Linked DNA regions of Homo sapiens: region 2 is linked to region 1. Evidence: read pairs that join two places in POLR2A ChIA-PET (ENCODE). Cell type or tissue: CD4-positive, alpha-beta T cell. All regions are shown on one strand. Links, peaks and the distances in the headings refer to the core of each region. The heading gives the core; the rest is flanking DNA.

What was found. ChIA-PET counts read pairs that join two places held together with the same protein. Peaks named below come from ENCODE experiments on the same cell type or tissue, not always from the same donor. Only the 100,000 strongest peaks of a DNase experiment are listed, where the experiment ranks them.
Region 2: POLR2A ChIA-PET joins it to region 1 with 15 read pairs; 7 of 35 experiments call an interaction of 5 or more read pairs at or near these places.

The regions. Positions count from the first base shown.
Region 1 is chr17:35,157,150-35,164,925 of GRCh38, forward strand. It overlaps UNC45B (unc-45 myosin chaperone B), which reads left to right. Exons shown (of 20, transcript NM_001267052.2): 8 at 2,226-2,396; 9 at 6,846-7,017. Among named protein-coding and RNA genes, the nearest start is that of UNC45B, 13 kb to the left of the region's middle. RefSeq lists a silencer at 3,453-3,623. In CD4-positive, alpha-beta T cell, for the core only: no CTCF peak of the experiment used is centred there; DNase peaks (open chromatin) are centred at 3,872 and 4,482; H3K4me3 peaks cover 1,645 bases; H3K27ac peaks cover 3,077 bases.
Region 2 is chr17:35,575,305-35,583,080 of GRCh38, forward strand. PEX12 (peroxisomal biogenesis factor 12) reads right to left here and starts at 3,267. Exons shown (of 3, transcript NM_000286.3): 1 at 2,592-3,267; 2 at 1,734-2,287; 3 at 1-877. The coding sequence starts at 2,717. The coding sequence ends at 478. RefSeq lists an enhancer at 2,531-3,346. In CD4-positive, alpha-beta T cell, for the core only: no CTCF peak of the experiment used is centred there; DNase peaks (open chromatin) are centred at 2,747 and 3,337; H3K4me3 peaks cover 1,774 bases; H3K27ac peaks cover 2,297 bases.

The sequences.
Region 1 (7,776 bases), core at 1,391-6,390:
TTATTTCCAATTTGCATGTTTATACAAAACTCTCCAGGAGCCATTTTTGCATCTATGCTTGCATTTATAATTTATTTTTATTTATTTATATTTATTTATTTATTTATTGAGATGGAGTCTTGCTCTGTTGCCCAGGCTGGAGTGCGGTGGCACGATCTCAGCTCATTGCAACCTCCACCTCCCGGGTTTAAGCGATTCTCCTGCCTCAGCCTCTGCTAATTTTTGTATTTTTAGTAGAGACGGGGTTTTACCATGTTGGCCAGGCTGGTGTCAAACTCCTGAGCTCAGGTGATCCGCCCGCCTCTGCCTCCCAAAGTACTGGGATTACAGGTGTGAGCCACCATACCTGGCCACATTTATAATTATTTCCTGGGGTCAAATTCCTAGAAAAGGAGCACTGGGTCAAAGGCTATGAGAATAACTAATGTTCTTTCTATATCTTGCTCTCTAATTCCTTTCTGAGAGGCTGCATCAATTTATACTCTCACAAGCAATGATGAGAGTCTCCATTTTAACACATTCTCATCAGATCTGAATGCTATCCTTCTTAAAGATATTTGCCTATCCAGTAGATTCAAAATTATCGTGTTAGATTCAAACTAAATTATTCATCAGATTGATCATTTTTCTGTATCTTTATTAGCCATTTGGATTCCTTTGTCTTTGGATGGTTTGTTCATGTTGTTACCTATTTCTTAATGTTGTTCTTATTTGTCTATAAGAGTTTTTTTTTGTTGTTTGTTTGCTTTGAGACAGAGTCTTGTCTATCATTCAGGCTGGACTGTAGTAATGCAATCACAGCTCACTGCAGCCTCAAACTTCTGGGCTCAATCCTTCCACCTCAGCTTCTGGAGTTACTAGGACTACAGGCTCGTGCCACCATGCCTGGCTAATTTTTAAATTTTTCATAGGGACAGGGTCTCACTTTCTTGCCCAGGCTGGTCTCAAACCCCTGGCCTCAAGTGATCCTCCTGCTGTGGCCTCCCAAAATATTGGGATTACAGGCCACTGCGCCCAGCCCTGAAGTCCTGGATTCTTGATGTGACTCTGACTTACTATTATTATAATGGTCAGCTAGTCACTTTCCTTTTCTGAGCTAGAATTTTTGGAAGATCCAAGATGGCCCTGCTTGTGTGGCTGGCAGTCAACTGGAAATGTTGACCTTGTGGCCTTGTGACCTTGTTGATCTTGTGGCCTTGCTAGTGGCCAGCTTGGGTTTCTATAGAACATGGTGGCTGGATTCTAAATGGACAAGCCCCAATGTGCAAGTGCCATGTAAGCCTCTGGTTGTGCCACAGGTCACATAAGCAGCCCAGGGCCAGTGTTGGAGGAGATTACCCAAGAGCATTTATAATGAGTGTCGTGTTTCCCAGGGAGACACCAATTCACAATCTTCCATGACTTCCTTGGGTTGAACATCTCTGCTACAAAATTCTTCCACATATTGATTTCCACTCTATCCCCTTGTAGCTTCCATCTGCCTCTGGTCCAAAGTCTGCCCTCTGGAGCCTCACAGAAGGAGTCTGTTATCTCACTCTCATGACATGCCTCTGTCTGAAGACGAACTGTCACATCTGCTTACATCTTTCCTTCTTTAGGCGATGGAGCTGTATTCCTTCATCAGTTATTTATCTGACATGGTTTGGAGAGCTTTACTTTTTGGTTTGCCTGCCTTTGGGCTCCATCCTAGAATGAGAACAAAAATCTCTAAGTATCTTGGAGGGCAAAATCAGAAAAAAAGGCATTTGCCTTTTAAGATCTACCAGTGGGCAGGAAGTCCCGGCGTCACAGGCAAAAGCTTGAATTCAGGCTCCCAGCATGCCTGAATCTGTGGGGAGTGAAATGTCCCTAAAAAGTACAAATTCCCCTTCTGGAAAGCATTTTATTAAATCAGTTTATTAGAAACCACATAAAGCATCCCTGGATCTCTGCCAGTCACTGGTAGGAGTGAAGAACTTTCTAAGAATCTGAACTGCTCAAGGATGGAATGAGCTGTTGTAGAAGTCAGGGTTCAGGGTGGCTGGAGGACCACTTGGGGGTGTTGTCTAGGGATTTCTCTCCCTTTTTCCAGGTGAGATGGGCAACACTATACTCCCCTGGGAATTCACATATTCAGGAAGTAGTGGATTCAGTACTTCCAGAGTCTAGAAGCTGCTGCTCTTCTTGGTCATATATATGTGAGATTTCCTACCCCTCTCTACTTACCCCGTCCTCTTTTTCTTCAGACACCAAGAAGGACCTGAAGCAGATCACCAGCCACCTGCTGGACATGCTAGTCAGCAAGAAGGTGTCTGGCCAGGGCAGGGATCAGGCGCTGAACCTGCTCAATAAGAATGTTCCCAGGAAGGACCTTGCCATTCATGACAACTCACGTACCATCTATGTGGTGGATAATGGTGAGAAGAGGGGAAGGTTTGGGGCTTGCTCAAGCCTTTTAAGTGGGCACCAGGGCACTGAACAGAAAATGGAAGATGTGAGGCTCTTGAAGGGGTCTTCAGTTCTAACTGAAAAGATGAGAAAAGGCATTGGCCCATCAGGATCCACCAGTGGGCCTGTGAAGGTGCAGGTCAAGGCTCTGAATTCAGAGCCTGAACATGCCCAGGAAGTGCCCAAACACATCCCCAAAACATGTGGGTGAAGCAACCTAGCAAATGGGGACAAGGACTCCACCAACCACAGGATAAAATTCCAGAAGTCTCATGGTTGGTAAAATACTTCACAGGCCTTTCAAAAGGGAGGAAATTGCATCAAGTATAGTTTATATAAAGCACAGTGAGAATGTTTGTAAACCCAAAAGTATCTGAGACAGGTCTCAATCAATTTAGAAGTTTATTTTGCCAAGATTACGGACATGCCCCGCAGAGAGGAAACACAGAATCACAGAAACAGTCTGTGGTCTGAGCCTTTCTCCAAAGATGATTTTAAGGGCTTCAATATTTCAAGGGGAAAGACAGCCTGGAGGGGAAAGAGGGAGGGTGTGGTCACATTACATGAATGCACATGTTGGAAGAGAAAGGAGGAGGTAGGGGAATAGTCAAATAGTCAATTACATATTTGTCTCCTGCTCAGTAAATGATCACTTTACATAAGATAAGGTGAACATAGAATGGACATATTTAAGCCCTAGAGTAATTTATTAAACCTTTGGAGATATTTAACCTTTTATCTGTAGCTATCTGCTTAGGAATAAAAGGAAAGGCAGTTTCTTGCCATGATTCAGCTTTCAGCTTAATTTTTTTCCTTTGGTTTAGGGAGTTGGGGGTCCCAAGATTTCATTTTTGTGTATCTATCTATTTATTTCTTTTTAGAGACAGAGTCTCACTCTGCTGCTCATGCCAGAGTGCAGTGGCGTGATCATAGTCACTGCAACCTCAAACTCCTGGGCTACAGTGATCTTCCTACCCCTCAGCCTCCCGAGTAGCTGGGACCACAGGCACGAACCATCATGCCGGGCTAATGTTTTTCTTTTGTAGAGATGTGGTTTCACTATGTTGCCCAGGCTGGTCTCAAACTCCTGGATTCAAGTGATCCTCCCACCTCGGCCTCCCAAAGTGCTGGAATTACAGGCGCGAGCCATGGCACCGGGCCAAGATTTTATTTTCCTTTCATGTGTTCTAGCAGACAGTCACTCAATTTGTCAGCTCCGAGGTGTTACCCCTCTCCTCAATCAACTTCTTTGATTGTTAAGGAATCATACCTGTGGTTTCATGATCTGCTATGGTAAATTCTTCCGTAGGTTTTATGACACACAGACTATACCTTGTTCTAAAAGATTCAGATCAGCTCTTCCCAGCTTAAAGAATGTCTTTTGATATTGCACTTCCCTTGTTTGGTTTTTATAGACCTCAGCAAAGTGCATGTGCAAGTGCTTAGACTTTAACACATTACCCTACTGCTAAATGCCCAAACCCCACTTCCTCCCTGCCTCATTCTGGTCTTCTCCACATATGTCATGAAACGTGAGCGTTAACAACAGATCTTCTCTCTCAGCACCAGGATCTAGGCTCATCCACGTGTTATGGGATGGGACAGGTAGAGAGCAGTATTTTTTATTCTGTTCTTTTTGTAAAGGGCACCAACATGGACAGCACTTGGGTAAAAATAATGTGGATTTAAAAATTCAGATATTCGAATACAAAGCTGCAATGTTGAGGTGTTATGTGTTGTGCAAACTGGGCTGGGAGGCACGGTAAGGGAGCTGTCAGGATGTCAAACCCGAAGTGAGCTTTTGGGTGAGAGAAGGGGCAAAGATAGACAGGAGGAAGGTCTAGAGTGTTTGAACAGAAGAGAAATGAGATGCTCAAGGCATGGGCAAGAATGGAAGGGGAGACCGGGAGATGAGATTGGAGAGGGGCATTTGAGGGATGCTTTTAGGACCCAGGCTGGGGAGTCTGTGTTGGCTCATCAGGCACTTCCTGTTACTCCCCAGCCCTACTGAGCACTTTTTAAATGCATGCTTGTTGCATAATAAGAAATACACATATTTGGTCTCTGCTGCTGTTTCCTGGCACACAGCTAACCTCTGAAGTGATAAGTATCTTTTTGTATGCTCATGTAATAACTGGTGGCTGGGATCCCCTAGATAACCTCAGAATGTCAGAATGGGGGCTGGTTGCCAGGGGAAACAACCATGCAATTACAGGATTGGAACTTTCGGCCCCCCACCCCTTACCTCCAGGAAGGGGAGAGGGGCTGGAGGTGGGATTCATCACTAATAACTAATGATTTAATCAACCGTGCCTACATAATGAAGCCTCTATTTAAAAAAAATCCCTAGCCAAAGGGGCTTAAAGTGCTCCCAATTTGGTGAACACATGGAGGTGCTGGAGGGATGGCTACCTGGAGAGGGCATGGAAGTGCCACGCCCCTTGCCAATACCTTGCCCTCTGCATCTCTTCCATCTGGCTGTTCCTGAGTTTCTGTTTTTGTTGTTGTTGTTGTTTAAATAATAAATTGGTAATCTAGTAACTAAACTGGTTTTCTGAGTTCTGTGAGCCATTCTAGCAAATTATCAAACCTGAGGGAGAGGGTCATGGGAATCTCTGATTTATAGTTGGCCAGTCAGAAGCACAGGTGGCAACTTGGACTTGAGGCTGGCATCCGAAGGAGGGTAGTCTTGTGGGATTGAGCCCTTAACCTGTGGAGTCTGTGCTAACCCCAAGTGGTTAGTGTCAGCGTTGAATTGTAGGACACCCATCCAGTGTCAGAAGTAAGCTCTGAGAGTAGGAGTAGTTTAGGGAGGAAACAGAAGTTTTCCTTTAAGTGGTAAAATGTACATAGCACAAAATTTACTGCCAGGCGCTTTCTTTTTCTTTTTCTTTCATATGGGAAGATGGGTCTGTTGCCCGGGCTGGTCTCAAACTCCTGGGCTCAAGTGGTCCTCCCACCTCGGCCTAACCAAAGTGCTGGAATTACAGGCATGAGCCACCAAGCCACTTCCAGGCACTTTTTTTTTTTGAGACAGAGTTTTGCCCTTGTAGCCCTGGCTGGAGTGCAATGGCGTGATCTTGGCTCACTGAAACCTGTACCTCCTGAGTTCTCCTGCCTCAGTCTCCCAAGCAGCTGGGATTACAGGTGCCCGCCACCATGCCCAGCTAATTTTTTTGTATTTTTAGTAGAGGCGGGGTTTTGCCATGTTGGCCAGGCTGGTTCCAGGCACTTTTAATTCCCTCCTAACATCTAGAGTTTCATGCCTCCCAGCTTTTACCTGGAATGTTCTTTCTCCCACTTCCCTGTACTACACAAGGTCTGACCAGCTCCAAGCCACCTCTAAAACCTGGCTCCGAAATCCATCTCTCTGTTGCCCCAGAGGCAACATAGTATAACAGCTAACATCACAGGCTTTGAAATCAGACGGGATTGGGAGCGTGTCCTTGCTATGTCACTGGGCAACTTACTTGACTTGTCCTGGGCAACTTACTTGACTTCTCTAAGTCTTGTTTTTCTCCTCTGAAAGATGGAAATAATGATTCCTAACCAGCAGGGTTATTGTTAGGATTAGATGAAGTGAATGTGTATAAAGCTCTTGGCACGTAGTAAGTGCTCAGAATAAATTGCAGATCTTATTTTGTTGAAGTGAATCACCTCATCTTCAGTGTTACCCTTCTATACTTATCACATCTCATTGCAATCTTCATATGTCAGTTTTCCCTATTGTATTGTGAGCTTTTGGAGGTCAGGGTTGTATCTGTTATTTTGGTAGCCAGTACCCCAAAGGTGCTCATTTATTTAACAAAGACATGACTGTTGAATTTGCCCAACGGTAATAGGAAGCCATTGAAGATTTTTCAACAGAAGAGATGAGAAGACATCATCATCATCATCATAAATGTAAATATGGCATTTACTAAATAAATACTTAATAAATACACACTCAATAATAAACATTTATTGAGTCATAGTAGTGTGTCTGGATTGATAGTAGAGTTTCCATACATTATCTCATTGAGCCCTCAAACTTTATGAGGTAGGTAGTATTATTCCCATTTTACAAATGAAGAAGCTGAGGCTTGAGGAAGGGAATATGAAATAGTATTTGGAGAAGACTATACATCAGCCCATGGAATGTCAGCACTGGTAGAGTCCTCTGAGATCGACTAGTCCTGATTTTGTACACATGAAAATAGAGGCCCCTAGAGGGAGGTGAATTGGTCAAGCTGGGGGCAGTGTCAGGTGTATAACCTGGGTCCTTTGACCCCATTCTAGGCCCTTTCATTCTGGATGAACCACATGTTTTCTACAGACAGGGCTGGAGAGAAGCTGATGATAACAAGTCACTGAGTGAGGGGTGTGTGTGAGGATGGAGCCCAGCAGGAATCTTAGGCTTGCCACTGTCTACCCTGCAGGTCTGAGGAAGATCCTGAAGGTTGTGGGGCAGGTTCCAGATCTGCCATCCTGCCTGCCCCTGACTGACAACACCCGCATGCTGGCCTCTATCCTCATCAACAAGCTCTATGATGACCTGCGCTGTGACCCGGAGCGCGATCACTTCCGCAAGATCTGTGAGGAATATATCACGTAAGTTTCCTGGAGGCCTCACAGGGTCAGGCTCTGTCTTGGTTATCTATGGCTGTGTAACAAATTATCTCAAAATTTAGCAGCTCAAACAATAGTGTTTTATTATCTCACACCAGAACAGAAATTTGGGAGTGGTTTGGCTGGGTGGCTCTGGCTTATGGTCTTTCATGAAGTTACAGTCATATGCTGGCTGGGGCTGCAGCCATCTGGAGGCTTGACTGGGGCTGGAAAATGCTTCCAAGATGGTGGACTCACACAGCTGGCACACTGGTGCTGGCTGTTGGTGGGAGGCCTTGGTTCCTCTCCCTGCAGACCTCTCTGCAGCCTGCTGAAGCGTCTTCACTGCATGCCGCTGGCATGCCACAGTAAGAGAGCCAAGACAGAGCAAGGCAGCAGGGAGATGTCTTCTCTATCTAGCCTCAGAAGACACATGTCATCACTTCCGCCACATTCTATTCGTTAGAAGCAAGTCAGTAAGTTTGACCTATGTTTAAGGGGAAGAAATTAGGTTTCAGCTTTTGAAGGCAGGGGTGTCAACATATTTTTGGACATATTTTATTTTATTTATTTTTTGAGACAGAGTCTCACTCTGTTCCCCACGCTGGAGTGCAGTGACACAATCATAGCTCACTGCAGCCTCGAACTTTTGGGCTCATGTAATCCTCCTACCTCAGCCTCCCAGGGTAGCTGGGACTACAGGCACTTGCCACCATGCTGGGCTAATTTTTTTTTTTTTCTGTCACCCGGGCTGGAGTGCAG
Region 2 (7,776 bases), core at 1,046-6,045, 420 kb after region 1:
GTCTGCATTTCTTATCGTTTGCAAACTGATGAAATTTCCACCTTACAGACAGGCAGGTAAATGCTTTCTTTTCTAAAAAGAAGTCTTGCTACCACCTCACTGTTCACTTTATTTTTTATGCGGTCTAACCTGGGTTTTTCGTAAGAGCTCCTTTATTTCTTATATTTTAAGGAAAGGGATAGGCAAAAACTTGTGTACTCATTATTCTGTTTAATCTCTACACTGGCCCTCATATCCCCTGCCAGTCCTGATCCTTCTACTTTAAGCAGCTTGGTCAACTGTAAGTAGGGTTCTAGAGAGCAGGCTAAAAGGTTAGGATCAAATGGGCATATCCTTTTAAAGAAATCCATATAATCATTTAAAGTTCATATAGTTATGAATTGAGGCTGAGAAGTGTCAACTCAATACCATGCTGAAACCAGCTCTGTGACATTACAGCGCAATACTTTTGTTGTGAGGATAAGACATGATTCCCTTTCAGTTCTCAGGGGAGTAGAGTTTAATCAGATGTTGTACTTCTGTTGGATAACCTGTGATGGGACAAGCTTGGTGACTCCTCACATAATGAAACACACAGCGGTAACAAAACACATAGCCAGAGGTGGCAAGAACAGTATCATTCACCCGGGTTTTACGACACAGTGGGCACACAGTCTTCATTTTGGGTAAGAGGGGAGAATCAGAGTTATAGTCTAGGTGTACAGGTGGTGGTGGAGTAGGCAGGGCAGTCAATGACTTGATGGTTTCTTGATTTTCAGATGAGTACCACCAGTCAAGGAACTGCAAGAAGAATACACCCACAGAAAGGCCAGTAGACAGGGATAAGGCAACACCCCCAACAGCTTTCTTCAGAGCTGAGTTTATCTTCTCACTAACACTGTTGGGAGAAAAGAACAAGGAGGCAAAGAGAGAAACTTTATTTAGGTATCATTACAAAGTGACTAATATAAATGCAATTCTTACATTTTTCATCAGAATCACTGGGGGACTGAATGGTTGGTAGACTGGTACTATCTCCTTAAGGATCTATTCTAAGTGATTCTAACTTACAATATTTTAGGAGCATAGGAGCTAAGCTTTGTTTTTAGTAACATGATTAGGGTTTGGTTTTGTGTTTTGAAAGATAAATCAGAGAATTTGATTATATAGACCTCCCTTTTTTTAGTGGAAGATAGTGATCCAGAAAAAAAAAAAAAAACCCAATTCACTTAATAAAAAACTTAGCAGTATTGAGGAATGTATATATTTGAACTTGTAGGAGAACACAAATATGAACTAGAAGGAGCACAGCATCATGATTAAGAGCACAGTCTTAGGCTGGGTGCAGTGGCTCACAGAGCACAGTCTTTAGAATTGTATTGGTTTGGTTTGAATCCCAGCTCTGCCACCTTCTATGTACCTACGTGACTTTGGCAAGGTACTTAACTGCTTGGGTTTAGTTTCCTCAACTGTGAGCTAATACATTTACTTCATTGGGTTGTGTTGAGGATTGAGATAATGTACGTAAAGCAAGCACCTAGCACAGGGCCTGGGACATAGCAAGTATGCACTAAAGTATACCTAGAATGATGAAGGTTACCAGGATGACAGTCCTTGTTTTATGGACACAAGGAATAGCTTTTCTATGACTCTATGAAATGCCACAAAGTTAACAGGGAGGTGAATTTTACAAAACTGGGATACGATTTTCGAATTTACTAACTAAAGATCTTTTGGAAATGTTAAGGCCTTACCTCCTGGCTGGTTGCTGCATCATGCTGGCCTTAGCTGGTTTGTGCTCCAGAGCTTGTATATCCTGAACTGTCAGTCGACCTAGCTGAACTCCAGCCAGCCTCAGCAGTGGTGAGTGATGCTGAGCTTTTCCTAGGATGTATCGAAGTTGTTGTACAAGAAACCATCCTTCCCAGGCCATGTTCACAAATGGGTAGGCTGCCAGGAAAGCTCTGTAAAATCGTTTCCAGCGGGAAGAAGGGGGATGAATAGAATATTCATCCTCTTCTCTCAGGCTAGAAACCAGCTTCTCCAGCTTCACTTTCAGATAGGGAAGAAGAACCAGGAACATAATAGATTTCCAAAGCTGCTGCTTTGGGAGACCAGCACTAGCCAATCTCTGAGACTTGTGAGTGTCCCCCATTACAATTCTCTTTAAGCCGTAAAAGTTTTCAGAAAATGAGGCACTGGTTCTAGACAGATAATGTTGCTGGAGCAGAAGATCTAGCAGAGTAAAGATTTCATCAAACCACCTCCACAAGAAGCCATAGTGGGTGGGATTTGATTCTGCAAGAACCTAAAGCAAAATAAAGCAATAAGTGAAATTCATTCCATTACACAAGTTCTACACCTATTTACATTCCCCCTTTTCCTCTAAAGTCTACACAATTTGTTTTAAATAAGTCACTGTTGGACCCTGAAATGCTGGGTATTCAGTACAGGTCTCTACACATAACAGAGACTCAGTAACTCTTAAGTCATGGGATACAAGTTATTTGCAAATTGGCTATTTCAAACGCTAGGCTACCAAATAAGCACAAATTATTCGTTTGTTTTTTACCCAGTTGTCCCTAAAACCTTTCCAAGAATTAATACCTTACCTTGACCACATGCTGAAGAGCGGGTCTCACTGCTGTCATTAAACTGTCCTGTGCTACCACCTCAAAGATGGATGGCTGGTCATCGGCCACAGAAGCAGCTGTGAAGTGAGCCCCGTGCTCAGCCATAGTTTCCTGCGTGTACTGGCTTTCACTTTTCCCACAAACTCTCTCGTGAGCATGAACTTTTTCGGGAGGAAGAGTATCAGATGGGTGCTCAGTCTTAAAGGTAAACTTTCTGCATGATATCTGAAACTCGAAACTCAATCTTATGGGCAAAAATGAACTGGGAAAAAAAGACCTGGAGGCCGAGGGTAGTCTCAAGAAGGTTAAGAACAAAGTTAACTCGGACGTGGGTGGAAGTAGTATGTGGCGAGGGGGTAACTTGTCAAATGCTGCACGTCAGGGCAGAGCGTGACTGTGGGGGACAGGTATGGGGGAAGGAACGCAATCCTCTGGAGCTGCGAACCAGAAACGCCCCCTCCTCCCCAATCGTGAGAGCTCAAAAGCCAGCCGACTCTGAGGATTCAGTCGTGCCACTGTGAGCCCGGGACACAAGGGCTGACTCCAGCTGTTGGCTTTGAGTATCCCCGCCCGCGCCCGTCCTTGCTCGCTGACCCCAGGCGAGGCGCAAACAACCCACGACGCCACGTTTGAAGGGAGGTCTCCGCTTTATGACAGAAGCCGCACCCGGAAATGAAACCACCAGGACCTCTGGGATGCCTGGCGGAAGAGAGGCGCTCTAGTTCCGAATGCGGTCCGGAAACCAGAACTAGAGAACTCTATGACCCACCTGAGCTTCCGCTCCCGCCCCGCTGAAACAGAAGAGGGCCCTTGTGGGCTGGTTTTGGCTAGTTTGGTTTACTTTTCGTAGCTGGGTCTGCATGGTAGCCTCGCTGGAAAGCTACAGCTCTGAACCTCTCTCTGCGAGGTCTTTTTGACAAGCTGTTTGGGGCACCGCGCAGACGTCTGGCGCCGGGAGCCAGAGCTCGGGCCCGTTGCTGAGCCCTGTGTTCCTGCAGGCGATGAAGCTAGGGGCGGTGGGAGGAAGGGAATCTGGAGGTGGAAAGGACTTTGCTGTACGCGTGCGGCAGGGATGGTGGTTAATTTATATGTCTTAGCCTTCCAGAAATGATTTAAAGCGACATAGCAGGAGATAGGAGCCTTAGATTTATTGCCGCCAATTATAAGGAAAGATGATTGGATTGAGAAAGGTTCATGCTTGTTCCTCAGTACTTGAGACGGTTAATTTTCATCCAAGCTGGTAGTTTAACGTCTTCCAGGTTTTGGCTATATTCAAGCATAACTGCATGCACTTGCTATACTGGATGAAAATGGTCTCCATCCTTGAACACAGTTGTATATGTCACCACCAGCGATATGAATACAGTACTAACGCAGAGGGAGCTTTATGAATTGTAACTAGCATGCACTGGGGACACTTGACAGAAAGTTTCCTTTCATGCCGTTTTTATACCAAAATGAATGTGATTTACCTTAAGGTTTGTAAAGTGCTTTTATGTTATGTACAGCTTTGTCTCGCTGAAGTTGGCTGACACAGCCTTATTGAATTTGGATGAGAGTTCCACCTCTCCTCCCTTCCTCTGGGAAGTGCCACCTCTGGGCTAAATAGCTGGGAATAGAAGGTATTGTTTACTGCCCTAGAGGCCCTTATGTTATAAAAATAATTGGTTTGCATAATGAGAACCCTCAAAAACAAGGTTTGGATTTAGTTATTCCAATAGGAGAGAAAACCTTACAAATTGTCCTTAATTATAGTTATAAAAAGTGTTTTTTACTCTACCAAAAGACATTATATTGATATATGATTTTTACCTTACAGAGTTTTAAGACTAGACATAGTTTATCCATATGAAGCACCTGGATACATATTAGGTGCTTGTTTAATAGTAACTGTTATGTACAAGCTTTTCTTAAGTGAATAGCAAAAATACAAAGTTGAGAGGTAGCATCAACTAAATCAAGCAGGAAATTAAACATTTTTGTCACTTAGGGATCTTTGGTTACAAGCAACAGAAACAAACAGGCTAATTTAAACTAAAACGGAATTTATTAGAAGTGTATGGAGTAGCTCACAAAATAAGTAAAGCCAGCCCTGAAAGAACAGGAACTTAACAATACTATTGGGACTGCCTAACAGGAATTAGAAGTTCTTATCCAGGCAACGTTGTTGCAGTGAACGAGCTTCCACCAATTTCTGTTTGTGACTCTGCTCGTGATACAAATTTTGACTGACCTCTCTTGGTTCAAGTTCCCTCTCCACCCTGTCTTTCACTCTTAGCCAGGGGAAGGCAGGATGTCTTGATTGATAGTCCCATGGAAGTACTCCAAAAGTTAACTAAACGTATGGCATAAGAACGCCTATAATCCCAGCACTTTGGGAGGCCGAGGCGGGTGGATCACCTGAGGTCAAGAGGTCATGACCAGCCTGACCAACATGGAGAAACCCAGTCTGTACTAGAAATACAAAAAATTAGCTGGGTGTGGTGGCACATACCTGTAATCCCAGCTACTCGGGAGGCTGAGGCAGGAGAATCGCTTGAACCCTGGAAGCGGAGGTTGTGGTGAGCCGAGATTGCACCATTGCACTCCAGCCTGGGTAACTGAGCGAGACTCCATCTCCAGAAAAAAGAAAAGAAAAAGGAAAGGTAGGGCCTGGTATGGTGGCTCATACCTGTAATCCCAGCACTTTGGGAGGCTGAGACGGGTGGATCACGAAGTCAGGAGTTTGAGACCGGCCCAGCCGACATGGTGAAAACCCATCTCTACTAAAAATACAAAAATTAGCTTGGAATGATGGTGCATGGTGGTGGATGTCTGTTATCCCAGCTACTCTGGAGGCTGAGGCAGGAGAATCACTTGAACCCGGGAGGTGGAGGTTGCAGTGAGCCGAGGTCACACCACTGCACTCCAGCCTGGGGGACAGAGTGAGACTCTGTCTCAAAAAAAAAAAGAAAACAGAAATTTGCAACTCGAATAAGAGGTCTGGGAGGCCCAAATCTTTTAGACGTGATAATCGGAATGCCCTTCTGAGGACATAACAAAGGCCTAAATTATGAGGAGCCAGCCATATGAGGAGTTGGGGAAAAGAATATTAGGCAGAAGGAAGAGTATTGTGAAGACCCTAAGGTGGGAAAGAGCTTGGTGTGTTTGAGGGCTATTATAACTGGCAAAAGGTGAAATGATGAGGAAATGAGCAGTAACTGAAAAGCACAAAATGATGTTAGAGAGGTAGACAGGCCAAACCATGCAGGGACTCACAGGCCATGGGAACAACCCTGGATTTTAGCCCAAGTGCAATGGGAAGCCAATGAAGGATTCACACACCAGAGATGTGTGATCAGGTATATATATAAACAAATATATATATATATATATATATATATATATATATATATATATACAAATATATATATAATATATACAAATATATATAATATATATACAAATATATATAAAATATATATACAAATATATATAAAAATATATATACAAATATATAATATATACAAATATATATAATATATAATAAATAAAATATATAAATATATAATATATATTTATATATTTGTATATATTATATATTTGTATATATATTTGTGTATATATACATATATTAAAAAATATATATATATATATTTTTTTTTTTTTGAAACAGAGTTTTACTCTTGTTGCCCAGGCTGGAGTGCAATGGCATGATGACTCACTGCAACCGCCGCCTCCTGTGTTCAAGCGATTCTCCTGCCACGGCCTCCCAAGTAGCTGGGATTACAGGCGCCCGCCAACATGCCCGGCTAATTTTTGTATTTTTAGTAGAGATGGGGTTTCACCATGTTGGCCAGGCTGGTCTTGAACTCCTGGCCTTGTGATCTGCCCACCTTGGCCTCCCAAAGTGCTAGGATTACAGGCGTGAGCCACCGTGCCTGGCCAGGTTTATATTTTTTTAAAGATGTCTCTGATGGTTTTGTGGGTATGCAGTATTTATATCAAGCTTTACATTTATGATATATGCACATTTTTGTTTTTGTTTTTGTTTTCTTGAGATAGAGTCTGGCTCTGTAGCCCAGGCTGGAGTGCAGTGGCACAGTCTCGGCTCACTGCAACCTCCACCTCCCGGGTTCAAGTGATTCTCCCACCTCAGACCCCCCGGAGTAGCTGGGACTACATGCATGTGCCACCACACCCGGCTAATTTTTGTATTTTTAGTAGAGACAGGGTTTTGCCATGTTGGCCAGGCTGGTCTCAAACTCCTGGCCTCAAGTGATCCCCCTGCCTCAGCCTCCCAAAGTGCTGGGATTACGGGTGTGAGCCACCACATCAGGCCAGATATGCACATTTTTAAATGTATGTTATACATCCAAAAAAGTTAAACAACCTGGCCACTACGTGGAGAATGGTAGAGAGAAGACTTATAGCCTTCTAATAGTCTAGGCAAAAGGTGATGGTGGATTTATGAGATTGAATAGAGGGAGTTGGATGGCTTGGAGTTGTTGTTTTTTTTTTTTTTTTTTTTTTTTTTGAGACAGTCTTGCTCTGTTGCCCAGGATGGAGTGCAGTGGCGCAATCTCGGCTCACTGCAACCTCTGCCTCCCGGGTTCAAGCAGTTCTGTACCTCAGCCTCCCGAGTAGCTGAGATTACAGGCGCCCACCACAACGCCTGGCTAATTTTAGTAGAGACGGGGTTTCATCATCTTGGCCAGGCTGGTCACGAACTCCTGACTTTGTGATCCACCTGCCTTGGCCTCCCAAAGTGCTGGGATTACAGGTGTGAGCCACAGCGCCCAGCTACGGCTTTGAGATTTTAAAGGTAGAATTGACAACTGGAGATGGATTGGATGTGGCAGTTGAAGGAAAGGGAAATCAGGAATGACCCCTAGGTTTCTGGCTTGAGCAGCTCAGTGCAATTTATTAAAATAATCACAATTACAGGAAATAGTTCCATAGTCCATGCTATATGCCAGCCATAGTTCTAAGTGCTTTACATTTAATTTATTTCATTGTTCAATATTATGATTAGATGTTACTATCTTCCTCCATTTTATAGATGAGAAAACCAAAGAAAGCACATAGATGGAGGAAACTGGGGGAAGAATAGCTTTCAAACATGTTAGGCAATGAGAAGTTGATGAAAGTTTTTGAACAGCAGAGAGGTATGAATCAAAGCTCT